Regions from separate parts of the Homo sapiens genome. Here all the other regions are linked to region 2. A link is a contact called in ENCODE Hi-C or POLR2A ChIA-PET data. All regions are on one chromosome and are shown on one strand. Each heading gives the region's core, a stretch centred on a gene start or an enhancer-like site at or near the end of the contact. The rest is flanking DNA. Distances are from core to core; before and after follow the strand shown.

Region 1 (4,171 bases), core at 617-3,116, 6.0 Mb before region 2:
TAGCCTTCAAGTACCTGGACTACTAAAGATGCTTCCTATGTGGTACTCTGGATTCTGTAAACTCTCTCCTCTTCCAAGTAAAAATACCTACACATGTAAAAGTCACCAATATTAGTTCTATCTTCCAATTACCACAGCTCCCAACTACCTTGAAAGCCTGATACTCGGATTTTTACGACTCTCCACAAAAGGATTACTTCTGCCTGATCTTGTTCAGCTGTATCATACACTGAATACTATATCCAGAAATCCTTATTTCTAAGGAGTCAGCAAGTCATAAGGGAAAAAGTGTAGCATTTGGAATCGTAGATCTGCCACTTACCAGGGATGATCCTGGACCAGTTACTTAAAACTTTCTAAATCTCTACTGCCTCATTTTTTTTTCTTTGTTGGAGACAGGGTCTAGCTCTGTCTCTCAGGCTGGAGTGCAGTGGCGAAATCATAGCTCACTATAACCTCAACTCCTGGGCTCAAGTGATTCTCCCGACCCAGCCTCCCAAGCAGCTAGGACTACAGGCTCACACCACCACACCCAGCTAATTTTTTTTTTTTTTTTTTAGCAGAGATGGGGTCTCCTGTGTTGCCCAGGCTGTCCTCCAAACTCATGGCCTCAAGTGATCCTCCTGCCTGGGCTTCCTAAAGCGCTGGGATTACAAGCCTAAACCACCACTTGGGCAATATTTCATATTGAATGTTGAAAATTACCATGCAACTGTGCATATATCAGGTTAAAGAAAATACATGGTTAAAATCAAACCCACCTGTTTCTCTTCAGTTGTTTAATATGGCTACAAAAAACTTAAAAATATGCCGGACGCGGTGGCTCACGCCTGTAATCCCAGCACTTTGGGAGGCCGAGGCGGGCGGATCACGAGGTAAGCAGATCGAGACCATCCTGGCTAACACGGTGAAACCCCCGTCTCTACTAAAAATACAAAAAATTAGCCGGGAGTGGTGGCAGGCGCCTGTAGTCCCAGCTACTTGGGAGGCTGAGGCAGGAGAATGGCCTGAAACCGGGAGGCGGAGCTTGCAGTGAGCCGAGATCGCGCCACTGCACTCCAGCCTGGGCGACAGAGCGAGACTCCGTCTCAAAAAAAAAAAAAAAAAAAAAAAACGTAAAAATACGTATGTGGCTCACAATATGCTTCTGTTGGACAGTTTTCTGTTAGACCCTTCCTTTTTCCAGCTCTACAGTTCATCCTGAATACACCACTTGGAGTTTCCAACTGGGCCCTGTTTCTGTGCCGGAGACTTTGGAGACAGTAGTCCTGGTACCCGAAACACTTTTTCCCCTTCTCCTTGCTGAATGGACTGTTTTTATTCATTCAGATCTTAATTTTTAACTACAGCTTTCTCCAAGAAGCGTCCCTGATCCCACCACGTCCCCTGCAAGACGTTTTTAGGGCCTCCTATGAGATAGGAAAATCCACATACAGCACTTATTTTACTGTATTTGCAATTGCCTGTTTTCTGGTTTGTGTCCCAGACAAGACTGGAAGCTCCTTGAGGAGACAGATCCTCAGAACTGCTCCGTCTTCCACGCCCAGGCGTCAAAGCCCAGCACAAAGCGGTCTCTCCACTGAACAAGTGAGCGCTAGGGCACAGACCGTGAGCGAATGCGGGGGAGTACAAAGGTTCAAGGGTGAGGCGGTAGAGGGGGCTGAAGCAGAAACTACAAGGGAGCCAGAGAGGGGTGGGGGCCGCTGGCAGGACTCACCAGTCTCTGCTGGTCGACGTCGGCGTCTGGCCGTTTGGCCGAGGGCTGCAAGTACTCAGCGTAGCGCAAACTCTCGCCAACTGGAGCGATGACACCACGGGCAGCCATGGCAAGGCGGCCCGGAGACTCAAGGCGCCGCGGCAGTGACTACGAGGCGGCCGTAGGGACAAACTAGTTAGCGCGGTTTCTTCTCGCAGATCCAGTGGACTCTGCGCTCGTTGTGCTATTAAAGGCGAGGTTCCCGGAAGATACCCTTCTCACCCGAGCTGGGTAACGTGTCCCGTGCAAGCACGGGGTCACACTCCGAAAGGAGCCAAGGGCACTGGGACGTTCTTGAATCACACTCACAGGCGCAAAGCCAACGCGGACCCTCAGGGAGCTTTATATACTTGGGCCTGGTCCCTCCCCAGGCCGCCGTAAGGGACTGGGCTTAAGCCCTGCGAACTGATGTTGGTCGAATCAGATGACTGCCCAGTAAGCTCGGAGTCTAGCTGTAGTGCCTGAGGGTGGGCTTGCCTGAGCTTTCCTGACCCCCTTCCGGGCAGCCTTTCTTCCCACTCTCAACTTCTGTTCGCACTTCTGTTTAATGCCACAGTTCTACCACCCCGGGAGAGAAATTAAAGAGGCAATTTGCTTACTCCACCCCCAAGTAAATGGCTGTATTTAAGGTGAAATTACACAGAAGAAAGTTGTGGCCGGGTGCGGTGGCTCACGCTGTAATCCCAGCACTTTGGGAGACCGAGGCGGGTGGATCACACCAGCTTGGCCGACATGGTGAAACCTCGTCTCTACTAAAAATACAAAGATTAGCTGGGTGTGGTGGTGCGTCCCTGTAATCCCAGCTACTCAGGAGCCTGAGGCAGGGGAAAAAAAGTTGTGAGCAAGTAGGTAAATCTTACTCTCCCTCAAATGAGTTTGTGCTGATTTGTATATATAAAAGCCCATTTTATTATTAAGCTTTTTTTTTTTTTTGAGATGGAGTCTCGCTCTGTTGCCCAGGCTGAGTGCAGTGGCGCAATCTCTGGCTCACTGCACCCTCTGCCTCCCGAGTACCTGGGATTAAAGGCACGTGCCACCACACCTGGCTAATTTGTGTATTTTTAGTAGAGACGAGGTTTCACCATGTTGGCCAGGCTGGTCTCAAACTCCTGACCTCAGGTGATCCGCCCGCTTCAGCCTCCCAAAGTGCTGAGATTACAGGCGTGAGTCACCGCGCCTGGCCTCCATCAAGTTTTTAGAGCAAAAATTAACCAGCAGTTGAAGCGTATGGTGTTTTCCAACTTCTGTACCAACGTGGCAGCTCTTTGGCTCCTTATACCCTTTGCAAAATCAGCTGACAGGAAGAAAAAGCTTTATTTTTTTTCTATTCCTGAATTTAAAGTTTTGAGGGTCTATTAATTTGTTCACTTAGTTAATATTATTAGCATGTCTAAGAAGTTAGGTCCTAGAAATTTACAATCTTGTAGGGAAGATAACACTGACACAGAATAATAGTACATACCAGAACATGAGCACATGCATTGCATAGCAGTATAAAGAGAACTGGACTGGGAATTAAACCGCCATTGCAAAATTACAACTGAGAAAGAGATCTGACCTAATCAACACCATCTTGCTTCTAACCTCCAAGCTGTCTTGTACATTCCTGGCCGTAGGCCAAACTAACTTTGGGAGGAATGTAATTCATAGTTTATAGTTTGAAACAAAGATGATAAAAGCCCTTTCCCAAAACAAACCTCCTTCTTGCCTGGGGACTAGACTGCCTTTGTAGGACTAACAAATTAGCCACAAGATCAGAAATTATGACTTAGGAGTCATGCAGCTGGAGGCTACAAGATTCTGACCCTCCCCAAATTGCTGCTGGAGCTAACATCACTATTGTAAAAACTACCACCAGTGCTTGAGATATTTTGCAGACCCCGCACTTGATGAATCAGCTGGCATCACCCAGATCGATAAACTGGCTCATCTGATCTCGTGGCCCCCACCCAGGAACTGATAACGCAAGACAACTTGGACTCCCTGTGATTTCATCTTTGACCTGACCAATCAGCACTCCCAGCTCACTGGCTTCCCCCTACTCACCGAGTTGTCCTTAAAAATTCTGATCCCCAGCTGGGCGCGGTGGCTCATGCCTGTAATCCCAGCACTTTGGGAGGCCGAAGGTGGGTGCATCATGAGGTCAAGAGAGTGAGACCATCCTGGCCAACATGGTGAAATCCCATCTCTACTAAAAATACAAAAATTAGCTGGGCGTGGTGGGTGCCTGTAGTCCCAGCTACTCGGGAGGCTGAGGCAGGAGAATCGCTTGAACCTGGGAGGCAGAGGTTGCAGTGAGCAGAGATCGCGCCACTGCACTCCAGCCTGAGGACAGAGTGAGACTCCGTCTCAAAAAAATAATAATAATAAATAAATAAATAAAAAATTCTGATCCCTGAATGCTCTGGGAGACTG
Region 2 (4,260 bases), core at 1,094-3,593:
TAAACATTAAAAATTGACACCCAACTACCAAATCAAGAGTAGAATTACAGGTGTATATTACAATCTAATAAATAAAGCTAACTTTGTAACTCAAATCTCAATAGGACATATTTAGACTTACTGCTTTAACTCCACAGATTACTGTAGTATTTCCCAACTTCACTAAAGCAGAACCATCTGCGGTACTAATTGAACCTGAAAAGATAAGCAAAATGAAAGGTTCATAAAAGGAAAACAGCTACAAAATTATCCACATAATAATTAAAATTAAGTGTTTTAGTTTGCTGTGTACGATTATCTTGCTACCCCTCTCAGTTGCTTATGAATATTTCAAGTTAGAATAATTGATTTTTACATAACTATTTTAAATTAGTGTTTAAATAATTATTCACCTGTCCTTGAATTTGTGTTAATCATTTTTCATTTAGTTACAGGGCTTTTGTACGGATAAAAATCTCTTGACAAAAAAAATCATCAAATCCTTTAGACAAAGAATTTGGGTGAAAAACTGTTTGGCTGGTTCATAGACTAAAACTTGGGAATATCATACAGTTGAAAGTGGAAAATACATCCTTACCGATGTTGACAGTTGTGGTTCTGAATTCACCAAGTTCTCTTCCATCAGGACGGCAGTTCTCTTTCTAAATAAATATGTTTATATAAAAATAGATTATACCTATTACATATTTTACACATCTATCACAAGTTTTACACACACATTAAATGTTACTTCAAATGGATTAATTTAAATTACTTGAAATTCATCTTTAAAAGCAGCTCGTTATCAAAACGCATAACATGTACATAACCTTTACTCACCAGAAATCTCCTGTAATACTCCAGAGGTTCCACGGTTCTGAAACACGTGTTAAAAATATATCTGAGATAAACTGATGAATCTTAACATAAATCCAGAAATTGGCAAAGATCTTAAGTGTGGTGATGCAGCATAAATCTCCACAACTTTTTAACTAAAAGTAATTCTAGAAAGTAAAAATCCTTGTAGTAGCAATCACATTCAATTGCTGTCCTTAACTCTGCCATAAACGATTAGAAGATTGGCGTCTAAAAGCCCTTTGAGTGAGCTCTTTAAAAGCTCAATCTGTGTCAAAAGAATCATGTCGTTCTTGCTCTGAAACAAGGATTCAGAGTGATCTAGTGATCATGAAAAAAGATTATTTTAATAATCTAGTGATCATGAATAGTTAACCTCTTACTAGATAACTCAGGAAACAAAAAGGTACATCTTTATTTTCACTGTAAGTGAAATTTAGCATATTCTTCAATTATGACTGTAAGCAATAAGCCATAGTAACATTAGCAGTACCTGCAACTTTAACAACCACGGAGACCACAGATGTTTTCGTTTGCACCCTTTAGCTGTGTAAGGTATGTTCAGGCTCACCGTTACTTTGAAATCCCAGGAGTTACTACTAGTCTCGCCACTAGATCTTGTTTACGAAGGTTAATTTTAAACCAAGTATATATACTACTATATCGTGTCTTCGGAGTTTATACTCATAGATAACTATTTCAACATAATGGATTTCCTTTGGAATCCTATTTATTTTATCCATTTTTTAAAAACTTTAAGAAAGTCCACTGGCTTCACACACACAAAAACCTTCCAAACGAGGCATGATCCTTTTAGAAATAAATTACGGGAGAGGGAGAAGCAGGCGGTATGTGGTTCTGATGCAACAATCTTGATTGATTGATTCTGACAGAGTCTCACTCTGTCGCCCAGGCTGGAGTGCAGTGGCGCGATCTCGGCTCACTACAACCTCTGCCTCCCGGGTTCAAGCGATTCTCCTGCCTCAGCCTCCTGAGTAGCTGGGACTACAGGCGCCCGCCACCACGCCCGGCTAATTTTTATATTTTTATTAGAGACAGTGTTTCACCATGTACACCAGGCTGGTCTCGAACTCCTGACGTCAGGTGATCCGCCCGCCTCGTCCTCCAAAGTGCTGGGATTACAGGCGTGAACCGCCGCGCCCGGCCACAATCTTTAAAAGATTACAACTATGTCTCCTGGGACTGCACGTTCACTACACACCACGCTCACGAGCGCTCGCAGCGGGTATGGAACTCTACAGAGTCCTTTCATCTCCCGTCTCACTGAGGAAGAAGCCCTTTCTTTTCACTGTGACAACCTCCAGGTCCTCCCGCCCATCGTCTGCCTCGACGAGGAAGGAAATGGCACCCCAACGGGGTCGGCCTCCAGGTGAGAGAATCCCAGCTAAGAGTTAAAGGAAGCTGCCGTCCGCCAGGGTACAGAACTCTACCCGCCACCCGCCAACACTCACTTGAACCCAGCCGCCATCTTCCCGCCCGCGCGTCTGCGCCTGCGCCGCTCCTCTCCTGCGCGCCTGTTCCGCCGCCGCACTTTCGACACGGATGCCGGGGCCGCTCACGCCACGGGAAATGCCAAGGTGGGGACGCGACGAAAGGTCCCTGGCCCGCCCTCGCATCGACTTTCCCCTGCCCAGACGCCTTTCTAGGTTTCCTTGCCTTGGACGTATTTTGACGAATCTGCTGTTAAAGAAGGAGCGGGTCTCCCTCTTTATAAAAGAGCTGGTGCTGTGACTCAGAATAACACCAACAGTTCGGAGATAACAGGGTTTCTAGCGCAGAATCAAGCAGTGCGTGTGGAGCGTTATTCCAATGTTTCTGCGTCTTTTTTCTGCCTGTGACTTAGGCTCAGCCCTGGCCTTGCCTCTTCACTGGTCAAGGGCTCCGTGCTCCAACACATGAGAAACCTGAACTTTTTTTTTTTTTTTTTTTGAGACAGAGTCTCGCTCTGTCGTCCAGGCTGGAGTGCAGTGGCGCGATCTCGGCTCACTGCAAGCTCCGCCTCCCGGGTTCACGCCATTCTCCTGCCTCAGCCTCCCGAGTAGCTGGAACTACAGACGCCCGCCACCGCGCCCCGCTAATTTTTTGTATTTTTAGTACAGACGGGGTTTCACCGTGTTAGCCAGGATGGTCTCGATCTCCTGACCTTGTGATCCGCCCGCCTCGTCCTCCCAAAGTGCTGGGATTACAGGCGTGAGCCACGGCGCTCGGCCGAGAAACCTGAACTTTCTGTGCGCTCATTGTCCGCACCACGTTCTGCTCTGCAGGTCCCGGAGCTGAGGGCTCCTAAGCATCACCTTGTGTTGTAGACTGTGTCGTGCTCAAGGCTGCCATCTCCCTCCTAGGTGGGGTTACCAGATAAAATACAGGATACCACGTTAAATTTGAATGTCTGATAAACACAGCGTGGTTTTTTTGTTTTTTGTTTTTGTTTTTTTGTGGGTTTTTTTTTTTTTAAAGCATGAGTATGCCCCAAATAGAGCATGCAATTAGTTGTTGCCAGAACCTGGAGGGAGCTGGGAAGGCTTTACAGATAGATAGTGGTGATGGTTGCACAGTATGTATGTAATTAATGCCACTCACTATTGTAAACTTAAAATGATTAAAATGGCAACTTTTTATTTTACCACAGTTTATAAAAACTAATGTAATAAACCAGAAACCTGTAACTGGATGAGTCGTATGGTATGTGGCTATCTTAATAAGGCTGTTAAAAACATGATTAGTTTTTTAATCTGAAATTCAAATTAAGTAGACGTCTTGCATACTTGATAAACCTGGCGCCCCGCTGTGGAACCTAGCGCTCCTCTCCACCGACTGGGCGCCGAGGGCACGAGAGCGGCGTTTTCTCCGCCTCGCCACGCGGGGGCGCTGCGGCCAGCGGGCGCGACCTCTCTGGCGGCGGGGCCGGGTCGCGCGGGCGCGCTTCCGCCTGTGTGGAGGTGCGGGATTGGGCGGGCTGCCACGGCATGGAGAATGGCTCCGCTTCTGTTGCAGCTGGCGGTGCTCGGCGCGGCGCTGGCGGCCGCAGCCCTCGTACTGGTGAGAACAGGGATGGGAACCCGCGCAGGCCGGGGCTTACCGCTCTCCTGGAGACTGCGGCTCCTCAGGCGTCCCCTCCTCCGCGCTACCAGTTCTCGGAGAAGTCCCTTTTCCCCTAGATTCCCCCAAATTCCTGACCTCGGAGTTTCCTGGAGTTTCACTCTCCTTTTCTTCGGTTCTTTAATTTTCCCTTGGAATCTTATCTCTTTGTGTGCTCAGAGACTTGTAAGTTTTTTCACACTGGAGCGCACCCACCCGGCCTGGCATCATCGCCGCTTCCATCGCCCCTGGCGCCCGCGCCCCCTACCCACCTCCTCTGTCAACCTCGACCTCTCCCAGACTCTCCGGGACCTGCAGCCGCTGCAG
Region 3 (4,223 bases), core at 1,689-4,188, 8.3 Mb after region 2:
GAACATCTAAAGCCTTGAATGAGAGAATACTAATTCTTTTGGTATGATGATACTCAGAAATGGAGATGTTGTAGAAAAAAAATATCCTTTGGAATTTTAACTAAAATCACTGAATATAGGAAATTAAGAGATCCGGGACCATATTTGATAAGATTTCCTAAAAATAATGTAATTATTAATGCCAAAAACTGCTCATGTATCTTGATCTAATTACGAAATAATTACATATTTACCTGATAAATATGTATCTAGGTCTTCAAGGTCACATTTATGTGGAAGTCCAAAGTCAAGTCCTTAGGGGATAATTTTGTTTTGGCTCAGTTGTTCCCTGCTTCCTCTCTCTCTCTTTTTTTTTTTTTTTTTTTTTGAGATGGAGTCTCGCTCTGTCGCCCAGGCTGGAGTGCAGTGGCGCGATCTCAGCTCACTGCATCCTCCGCCTCCCGGGTTTAAGCAATTGTCTACATCAGCCTCCTGAGTAGTTGGGATTACAGGCACCTGCCACCACGCCTGGCTAATTTTTGTATTTTTAGTAGAGACAGGGTTTCACTCTTTTGGCTAGGCTGGTCTTGAACTCCTGACCTCGTGATCCACCCGCCTCGGCCTCCCAAAGTGCTGGGATTACAGGCATGAGCCACATGCCTGGCCCTCCCTGCTTCCTCTCTAGAATCCAATTAGGGATGTTTGTTACTACTTATGTTGATTAAAACAGTTAACAAACTTTTTTTCTTTTTAAAATGTGAGATCAGTGAACTCTGGTTTTAATATAATCTGAAACAAGGTCCTTGGGAGTAATATAATTGGTCACATTCTGTAAAGCACATTCTGTTTAGGAATCACTTATCTCAAATTATAACTCAGGGCCTAACTATATGAGATGGCTGAAAAAATACCACATTGTCTGTTTTCACTAGATGATGCCAAAATATTTTGCTTTACGTATATTACAGTTCTTTTTAAAACACTGGAAGACTCATGTTAAACTCTAATTGTGAAGGCAGAAACTCTGCTAATTTTTCACATTAAAATTCTCTTTGAAAAAATACAAAAAAAAAATGACTGTTGTCACCATAGCGATCAGCAGCAGAACTCATTAAGAAGACCTGGCTTTCTTCTTCGTGTGGAAGAGTAGGAATGCAAAGCGTGGAAGTATATTGGACATTAATTATTTTTGCCCCATAAGAAAGGACATTTTCAGCAGGGCACGGTGGCGCATGCCTGTAATCCCAGCACTTTGGGAGGCTGAGGTGGGCAGGTCCCCTGAGGTCAGGAGTTCAAGATCATCCTGGTCAACATGGTGAAACCCTGTCTCTACTAAAAATACAAAAATTAGCCGGCCATGGTGGCGCACACTTGTAACCCCAGCTACTCAGGAGGCTGAGGCAGGATCATTGCTTGAATCCGGGAGGCGGAGGTTGCAGTGAGCCAAGATCCTGCAACTGCACTCCGGCCTGGGTGACAGAGCGAGACTCCACCTCAAAAAAAAAAAAAAAAAAAAAGGACATCTTCTAAGTGCCGTTTAGAATAATATAGTACTTAGTACAAAGTACTGCAACTTAAAATATTATGTCTTCCTTGCAAACTGTATCTTACTCATGTTTGTTTATCTTCTTTCCAATATCCATGCTCCATTGTTTGAAACTCATAACAAGTGCTTCATAAATGCTGATTTGAAGAAGCTGGGAAGTAAGATTAAGTGGCAAGTCCAAGGTTACCAGCTACTAAGTATCAGTTAGGACTCAAACCTAAGACGTTTAACTCTGCATTCAGTGACACAACTGTCATTTAAGGAGTGCTGAGGAAGAGAAAGCAGCTCTGACATCCAGGTGCTGGAACTATCAGCTGGGCCTTGGTGTTGCTAAGAACTTTTCTGGACCATGGTGTTCTGTCGAATGAAAACAATTTCACGGAACACCAAAGTCAGACAAGAGCATTCTGTAACCATGATCAAGACAAAAACAAGACCACGTCATAATTTTGTCTGAACACGGACAAAATTTAGGCACTGTCTAAACCACAAAAATGACAAATATGTGTGACTGTTGCTTCTTTATCATTCATGGCTTTAGCCTCTGTCTAGTCTTGACTCCTAAATAAGACTTATTAAGATACCCAATCATAGAATTACTGCCATTTCCTGACAGCAACCAATCCAGAGTAAGGCCTTGCTTTCTTGAACTCTTCCCAAAATCACATAACGCAAGCCCATAGTAAATTCTAACACCTTCTTACTGAGATGCCCCCACGGTTCCTCATGCATGCATTTCTCCTGGCTTCAAGAAGTAGTAGCTCAATTCTTTTACTACAAGTTGTTCCTGGTGGGTGTGTTGGAGAGCACTGACAACTCCTCCTATGTCCAGGGGCTGTGTTGTGTATACATGCTGAGTGTTTAATTAGACAACCCTGTAAGACTTATCATCCCCACGTGGCAGATAAAGACATGGAGGTTCATGAAAATTTAACGATTTGCCCAAGTCCCCCCTCCCCTCCCCAGGAAAAGCCAGCGACCACATTCCAACCCTCCGCTAACTCTGCATTGAGCACTCTCTTTCCTATGCCCTCCACCTGCGCCCATTCCCCTCTTCTGCGGGCCGACCGGGATCCTGCTGGGGGCTACAGCCCAAACATGTTACTTTTCCAACTGTTGTTTTATGTGTTTCTATGAGAAAGGATATTCGGATTCAGAAATGCTTTGCAACTCCAGAGCTGTTGAGCCTGCGGCGCGGCCCACCACTCAACAGCGGTGCTGAGTGGCTGCTCGGTCGCGCGGGATCCACTCCGGGCCTCCGAGGGTGGGTGCACGATCCACTAGCCACTCTCCAGGGGAGAGTGACGTCCGGGTGGACCAATCGCCGCTGGGGCACCGACCGCTGGGCCCAATCGCAGGAGAGCCGGGTAGAACAGTGACAGCGCCGCGGCAGCCGACCCCGCCTCCTCGGCGGACAGCGATGCTCAGCTGGCTGCGGCCGAGTCATCGCCTAGCGCTGGCAGGGCCGCTGACCGACCGACGGAGGCGCCGATTGGCCGATTGTCCACTGCGCAGAAGGAGCAGCTGCTCCGCGCCCCGCCGCGCCGCGCTGAGGCCGAGGTCCGCAGGGCCGCGGGGAAGCCGAGGGCTGCCGGAGAACCCTGCAGGTGTCACTCGGGACGCGGAAGTGCGCTTGCCGAGGTTTGCTTTACAATACGCTTGAGACTCCCCGACAAGCGTAATTTGGTCGAGTTCGACGGGAAAGTACTCTCCCCACCCCAGCGCCGGCCGCGTAGTCCGAGGTTACTGTCCCCGGCGCGTCCTCTGTTGCCCCAGTCCAGAGGCTGCCCTTGAACCCGGGCGCGCACGAGCGCAGGGCATCCGAGGCGACAGCCCCTGGCACGGCCCGACCTGTACCCAGCCTGGCAGGAAGACTGTAATCGTGGGGTGAGTTAAAAATAAGGCCCTTTCGATTGGGAGCTGCTTTTTAAAACGCCCCCTCCCTGTCCGTTTTTAATACGCAGCAAAATAACAATAACAATTGTGCAACTGTCGCTTCCCAAAAGGAACCTCATTGTTGAACTTACGAAAAATCAGTTGGCAATATACAGTGTGGGAACTGTACTGTGATCATTGGCTAACCAAGATGGGTGACAGTTTATGATTTCAAAGACTCAAAGGCGGCTTGAGTCCTACAATGTCCTACTCATAAAAATGGAAAGCATGGCAGCCTCAGGTTGTTACAGAGTACTCTACTCCAAAGTAAAAGTTATTCTCTGAGAAAGTGCTTACTGCCTTTTCTGTTCTCTAGTTTGCTTGTTTAAACATTTACTCCACAAAATTGCTCAAACTTACCCATCTTTGAATATCTAGCCTCTGGGATGAGACAGATGATCTTTCTCCGTTTTCACTTTTTATAGAATACAGCTACCTACCCAGGCAATATGAAGATTTTATTTGTAGAACCTGCCATTTTCCTTAGTGCATTTGCTATGACTTTGACCGGTCCACTGACAACGCAATATGTTTATCGGAGAATATGGGAAGAAACTGGCAACTACACTTTTTCATCTGATAGCAATATTTCTGAGTGTGAAAAAAACAAAAGCAGCCCAATTTTTGCATTCCAGGAGGTAAGAAATTACAATATCCATAGTATTTAATAAAATGGGAATGTATACCGGGCTTTGAGTTAAAGAGGACCGTGAACTCATCATCCATTGGTCTCTCTAGGGCGGCCATCAAAGTCCTAAATCCC

What was found. Hi-C counts contacts between places; a loop is a spot of excess contacts on that map. ChIA-PET counts read pairs that join two places held with the same protein, here RNA polymerase II (POLR2A). Pooled maps may share reads with other maps.
Region 1: a map of CD8-positive, alpha-beta T cell shows a loop between it and region 2 (19-fold over the local background). The contact joins the promoter of DNAJC15 here to the promoter of EXOSC8 in region 2. A Hi-C loop is called at or near these places in 1 of 168 maps with a recorded cell type or tissue (CD8-positive, alpha-beta T cell) and 1 of 50 pooled maps. POLR2A ChIA-PET finds 5 or more read pairs at or near these places in 1 of 52 experiments (T-cell).
Region 3: a loop to region 2 is called in a map of naive thymus-derived CD4-positive, alpha-beta T cell, with 12 times the contacts of the local background. The contact joins the promoter of SLC46A3 here to the promoter of EXOSC8 in region 2. A Hi-C loop is called at or near these places in 1 of 168 maps with a recorded cell type or tissue (naive thymus-derived CD4-positive, alpha-beta T cell) and 3 of 50 pooled maps. POLR2A ChIA-PET finds 5 or more read pairs at or near these places in 1 of 52 experiments (activated CD8-positive, alpha-beta memory T cell).

What each region holds. Positions count from the first base shown.
Region 1 is chr13:43,021,281-43,025,451 of GRCh38, reverse strand. DNAJC15 (DnaJ heat shock protein family (Hsp40) member C15) reads right to left here and starts at 1,866. Exons shown (of 6, transcript NM_013238.3): 1 at 1,718-1,866. The coding sequence starts at 1,825. RefSeq lists enhancers at 1,368-1,417, 1,928-1,977, 1,988-2,047.
Region 2 is chr13:36,998,869-37,003,128 of GRCh38, reverse strand. It overlaps EXOSC8 (exosome component 8), which reads right to left and starts at 2,343. Exons shown (of 11, transcript NM_181503.3): 1 at 2,307-2,343; 2 at 820-856; 3 at 578-641; 4 at 122-195. The coding sequence starts at 2,323. It overlaps ALG5 (ALG5 dolichyl-phosphate beta-glucosyltransferase), which reads left to right and starts at 3,789. Exons shown (of 10, transcript NM_013338.5): 1 at 3,789-3,894. The coding sequence starts at 3,829. RefSeq lists enhancers at 1,774-1,833, 2,054-2,313, 2,514-2,603, 3,064-3,113 and a silencer at 3,574-3,873.
Region 3 is chr13:28,717,685-28,721,907 of GRCh38, reverse strand. It overlaps SLC46A3 (solute carrier family 46 member 3), which reads left to right and starts at 2,938. Exons shown (of 6, transcript NM_181785.4): 1 at 2,938-3,412; 2 at 3,886-4,098. The coding sequence starts at 3,910. It also overlaps the pseudogene CYP51A1P2.